Linked DNA regions of Homo sapiens: region 2 is linked to region 1. Evidence: read pairs that join two places in POLR2A ChIA-PET (ENCODE). Cell type or tissue: MCF 10A. All regions are shown on one strand. Each heading gives the region's core, and the rest is flanking DNA. Links, peaks and the distances in the headings are about the cores only.

What was found. ChIA-PET counts read pairs that join two places held together with the same protein. Peaks named below come from ENCODE experiments on the same cell type or tissue, not always from the same donor. Only the 100,000 strongest peaks of a DNase experiment are listed, where the experiment ranks them.
Region 2: POLR2A ChIA-PET joins it to region 1 with 5 read pairs; 4 of 35 experiments call an interaction of 5 or more read pairs at or near these places.

Annotation. Positions count from the first base shown.
Region 1 is chrX:120,473,731-120,476,649 of GRCh38, forward strand. No RefSeq gene overlaps it. Among named protein-coding and RNA genes, the nearest start is that of LAMP2, 5.9 kb to the left of the region's middle. In MCF 10A, for the core only: a CTCF peak has its summit at 1,885; no DNase peak of the experiment used is centred there.
Region 2 is chrX:120,259,267-120,262,185 of GRCh38, forward strand. TMEM255A (transmembrane protein 255A) reads right to left here. Exons shown (of 9, transcript NM_001104544.3): 9 at 1-1,762. The coding sequence ends at 1,604. Among named protein-coding and RNA genes, the nearest start is that of ZBTB33, 9.9 kb to the left of the region's middle. In MCF 10A, for the core only: no CTCF peak of the experiment used is centred there; a DNase peak (open chromatin) is centred at 1,305.

The sequences.
Region 1 (2,919 bases), core at 237-2,736:
GAGTTCAAGACCAGCCTGGCCAACATGGCGAAACCCCATCTCTAGCAAAAAGTACAAAAATTAGCTGGGTGTGGTGGCACATGCCTTTAAACCCAGCTACTCGGGAGGCTGAGGTTCAAAAATTGCTTGAACCAGGGAGGCGAAGTTTGCAGTGAGCCAAGATCGCGCCACTGCCCTCCAGCCTCGGTGACAAAGTGGGACCCTGTCTCAAAAAATAATAATAATAAATAATAAAAATAAATAAATGAGTGCCCCTGAGGTATTGGTGTCATCTATTTGCCACCAAAAATCTTTACTTTTTAAATTTGCATTATCTTTTTATCTGCCCCATTTTTCCTTTCCCTACTCATCCTTTTTTTAGTTTCTCCTACCCTCCCTCTTTTTCCTTTCTCCTTCTGGCATGTCCCTTTTTTCTGGATAATACCTTTAATATCTACTGTCTGGATGACAGTATGGTCATCGCTCAACCCCACAGCGAGGTCACAGTGGGCTCAAGGGGCTGCCAACTCTTCAGCCAGAGTTCTCTGGATAAATGGAAACATGCCATTTTGAGTTGTTTGTTCTCCTGGCCAGTAGTATTCTCAACCTCCCCTGCCAAAAGATCTGATCCAATCTGCTAAAACAAAATGGTTTATGCATCACAACCACTGGAGGGCTTATTAAAACACAGATTACTAGGCCCCACTGTGAAGTTCAACAGCTCCGGGATAGGACACAAGAATCTGCATTTCTAGCAACTTCCCTAGTGATCTGATGCTGCTGGTCTGGAGACCACATTCTGAGTAATGAGATCTCAAACTCTCAGCAGGGGCTCTCTGTCCTCTGGGGAATGGGGTTAAGAGATGAAGGAGGGCTGGGCATGGTGGCTTATGCCTGTAATCCTAGCACTTTGGGAGGCCAAGGAGGGTGGATCACCTGAGGTCAGGAGTTCAAGACCAGCCTGGCCAACATGGCGAAACCCTGTCTCTACTAAAAAAAAAAAAAAAATACAAAAATTAGCCTGGCGTGGTGGCAGGTGCCTGTAATCCCAGCTACTCAGGAGGCTGAGGCAGGAGAATTGCTTGAACCCGGGAGGCAGAGGTTGCAGTGAGCCGAGATTGTGCCATTGCACTCCAGCCTGGGAGACAGAGCAAGACTGCGTCTCAAAAAAAAAACAAAAACAAAAACAAAAGATGAAGGAGAAGAGATTTTTATTAATTTCTGCAGTAAAGTTGTACAACGAATGGATTTTTTTTGTAATAATGAGTTTTAAATTAATGTAAATTATTAAAAATCAAATCATTTAAAATGTTATGAGCCAGGTGCGGTGGCTTATGCCTGTAATCCCAGCACTTTAGGAGGCTGAGTCCGGCAGATCACCTGAGGTCAGGAGTTTGAGACCAGCCTGACCAACATGGTGCAACCCCGTCTCTACTAATAATACAATAATAATAATAATAATAAATAATAATACAAAAATTAGCCAAGCGTGGTGGCACATGCCTGTCTGTAATCCCAGCTACTTGGGAGGCTGAGGCAGGAGAATCATTGAACCGCCCCGCCTCCCAAAAAAAAGTTATCCAAAAAGCCACCATTTCCCCTCTTTTGGACCCCAGTCCCATTGCCCAAAGTAACAACTGCTATTGGTCTTTTTTTTTTTACACTGCAGAGAAAAATCATATATGTACCAGCATATATATTTACATGCTTTTTTAAAAAAATAGACAAATATGATATTGTTTAGTGACTTACTTTTCTCACTTAGTGGCATATTTTGAAGATTATTCTTACAAATCTGTAGCTTTACCTCATTCTTTTAAAAGCCTGCATAATCTTTGTGTAGCTGTACTATAATTTACAAACATAAAAAATATTCTTAAACACCTTTTCCTCAAATCTCTAGATCTGTCTGCAGCATCACCATGTGGTTAGTATAGGGATTGCATCATAGAACAACACCACTTTATTTTATAGAGAATTTTATTTTATTTTATTTTATTTTATTTTACTTTATTTTTATTTTCTTTTTTTTTTTATTGATCATTCTTGGGTGTTTCTCGCAGAGGGGGATTTGGCAGGGTCACAGGACAATAGTGGAGGGAAGGTCAGCAGATAAACAAGTGAACAAAGGTCTCTGGTTTTCCTAGGCAGAGGACCCTGCAGCCTTCCGCAGTGTTTGGGTCCCTGGGTACTTGAGATAGAGAATTTTAATAAACCATTTAGACTTATGTCACTGTTTTGAAAACTGGAAACGTGCCACAAGATAAGCATTGCTCATCTGGCCAGCAGTTGTGATGCTGAACTAGATTTTTAGAACCCACTCAGCCATCAGATTATTATTTATTATTTATTTTTTATTTTTCGAGATGGAGTTTCACTCTTGTCACCCAGGCTGGAGTGCAGCGACGCGATCTCAGCTCACTGCAACCTCTGCCTCCCAGGTTCAAGCGATTCTTCTGCCTCAGCCTCCCGAGTAGCTGGGATTACAGGCGTGTGCCACCATGCCTGGCTAATTTTTTCTGTATTTTTAGTAGAGACAGGGTTTTGCCATGTTGGCCAGGCTGGTCTTGAACTCCTGACCTCAGGTAATCTGCCTGTCTTGGCCTCCCAAAGTGGTGGGATTACAGGTGTGGACAGCGCCCGGCCAGCCATCAGATTATTATGCGACCTTAGGAAAGTCACTTCATCCCCTTCGTGCATCTGATCTCCCTCTCCACATACAAATTATGACACACATCTCTCCCCCTCCCCCCAATTTGGAGGAAATAGGACATAGCTGACAGCAGGAAGTTGCTTCTTAGAAATTAAAACACTAGTTGGGGCCGGGCGCGGTGGCTCACACCCGTAATCCCAGCACTTTGGGAGGCCGAGGCGGGTATATCACCTGAGGTTAGGAGTTCAAGACCAGTCTGGCCAACATGGTGAAACCCCGTCTCTACT
Region 2 (2,919 bases), core at 89-2,588, 210 kb before region 1:
TAGTAATTTTGTATAACATAAAAGGATTATAGTTTTTCGGATTCAAAATCTGGATAAGAACATTCATGATGCTGAAAGTTAAACTGAATATCTTGCAAACATTTACTGTTAATGAGAGAGTGCACTTCTTGTGCCTTGATTCTTGATGGCTAAGTGTCTACAAGGTAGATGGGAGCACCAGCATTTGCGCTACCTCTAATCCATCAAGTTGGGAGGTAGCAAAATTGGCCGGAAAATTTTCCAGTGTGTGTTCTGTGTTTGGAGAACTGTCTAATTAGGTACCCTCCTGTAGCCCCTGTATTTTTACGTTATAAAGTATAGGATTATCAATCTTCCTTTAAATCAATTCTCAGGTTAACATAAGATCACAATGAAGGTGTTCATTCTGAAGTGAAGGCATGGGTGCAAAAGCTTTAAACTCATCAGGTTGATGGTTTAAAGCTATGTGTAATTAAAAGAACTGTACAAATACCTACCACGGTGTGCCAGATGGATTTTAAATCTGCCGTAACACTTAAATATTTGTCAAGTTGGCTACGTTTGAGGTTTTGCAGACTTGAAGCGGCATTGTAACACTTTCATAATCTTGAATGCTGTCATGACTGGTCTCAACAGACAAAAGGACCGATAAGACCAGTGGCATTAAAATACAGATGACTCTTTTGGGGTGGGGTGCAGGATACGTGCGGATTGCTGGGGTTAAGCACAATATTTGAAGATTAAATAGTCACAAAGATTAGTAACAATTCATATCACGACCCAAGAACCTAATTTATAACATTTTTAAACTCTGAATTACAACCATAAGATTTATATCTCCTGTAGCAAATGTATTTTGTAATAATGCAACATGTAGTAGAACCACTGTCTCCTAAGTGATCTACTTAAAACATCTCACATGTTGCTGTGTATTTCAGTGTTTCCGGAACAATACATCCTGTTCCCCACTACTGAAGATGCAAGAATATTGCACTTTTCCCTTTAGGAGGTACCAATAACAAAAGCTGAGCTGAGTGATCACAACAGCCATTTTTACAATACTCACAGAGAAGGAAGGAGTAAGAGATACGGGCAGTCTTTTTCAACATCCAGACACAAGCAAACAAAATCTTAGCCAGAACTCTCTGTATTGGAACTACTGTGTAGCCCCATCAGCTGGGAAATTGTCCTTAGGGACTGACTTTAGGGGTAGGGAAAGATAGGGCCTATAAACCAGGTGCTTCAACCTAGGTGCTGGGGTGGCAATCTGCCAAGGGCCCGAGGGCAACACTCCTTTACATAAAGTGAAAAAGATGGCAACCACACTTCTGCTGAATACAGAGGTGGAGCATAGGGTAATGCAAGTCCAAACAAGCTTCTTGCTGGGCTGGCTCCCCAGTCTTGCTTAGAGAATGTGAGCTGCCCTTCTGTGCTGCGTTCAGCCTGACCACCCCTGCTCTGCACTAATAATGAATAAGCTTCGTCCCTATCTTTCCCTAGCCTGGCAGGCCATTGTAAAACTTTATGCATAAGAGTCACACTTTAAATTTTGTACCCTACACACTTCCACTGAAGCAGAAATACAAAAGCCACAATAATCTCAATAGCCAGCAGGCATTCCTCTTTAGGGACTGTAAGGTGGTGGCTTTTCAAAAGGTGGATAGTAGGGTGGAGAGTAACGGGGCGGTGCACTTGAGGACCACATGTAGCTGGGTGAGGGAGAGGCAGACTGGGGCTCATCAGAAAGTCCAGAGGGAGGGGAGGATGGAAAGACACCGGAATGCTGTGTGATAAAAAGAAAACGTTAGTTTAGGCAGTGAGTTTGCAATTCCCTGAACAGTCATTACTATTTAAAAATGAATATGGGCCAAAGCTTTTTTTCTATTTGGAAGAACAGAGAGCTCCCAAACCTCACAGAGTTAATGAGCCTGGAACAGGTGGTTCTCTCAGTCACTCAGGCTACAAGCCACCTGCAGAAATAGGGAATCCTCCTCTGCAACCCCTTGCAGCCCACATCCAATCAATTGCCAAATCCTGTTGCTTCTACTTCTGTGTTGTCTCTTGAATCCATCACTACCTTTTTTACATTTATAACTCAAGCCTCCAATACCTCTCCCTTAAGCTATGGCAACAATGTCCCAACTAGTCTTCAAAAGGTAATTTTTGGCTTTGAGAACATTTAATGATATTAAGCCAGTGATCCCTGGGAAAGTCTTTGCTAAAAGAGTATATCACAGAGAGGTAGTACAGTGGTCAGGAGCCCCTCTCATAGACAAGAAACTAAGGTCAGAGAGGTGAAATAGCTTGCTCGGATCTGGAGTCTTCTGACTCCAAGTCCAACATTTTCTACTCCACCTTAACTGCTGCCCCCTCATCCCCAAGTGCAGAGTAGGTTGGAGAGCAAAGAGTAACAAAGGCATGGAGGTGAGAATGAGGAGCAATATGTCAGGTTGCAGAGACACTGAGTATTCAGTTTTACTTTGTGTTGTCTTACTTTGGGAAAGGAATGGAAATGAATTTTTTAAAATATGCAGTGAATTGGCAGGAGTCATTTGCCCCTTTCTCTCCCTGGCCCACGTATATCCTTGACTCTAGTGATTTCCCTGCTGAAGGAGAGGTGGCCTGTTGTGTTTGTTGCTGTATCCTCCAGAGCTCAGAACAGTACTTGCCAAGTAATAGGTGCTCAATAAATCTTGAATGAGTGAATACAACTTCAGGAGCATAGTAGATGAACTTGGCATGCTTTTAAAAAATAAAATCTAGGCCGGGCGCGGTGGCTAACGCCTGTAATCCCAGCACTGTAGGAGGCTGAGGTGGGTGGAGCACCTGAGGTCAGGAGTTTGAGACCAGCCTGGCCAACATGGCGAAACCCCATCTCTACTAAAAATACAAAAATTAGCTGGGAGTGGTGGTGGGTGCCCGTAATCCCGGCTACTCAGG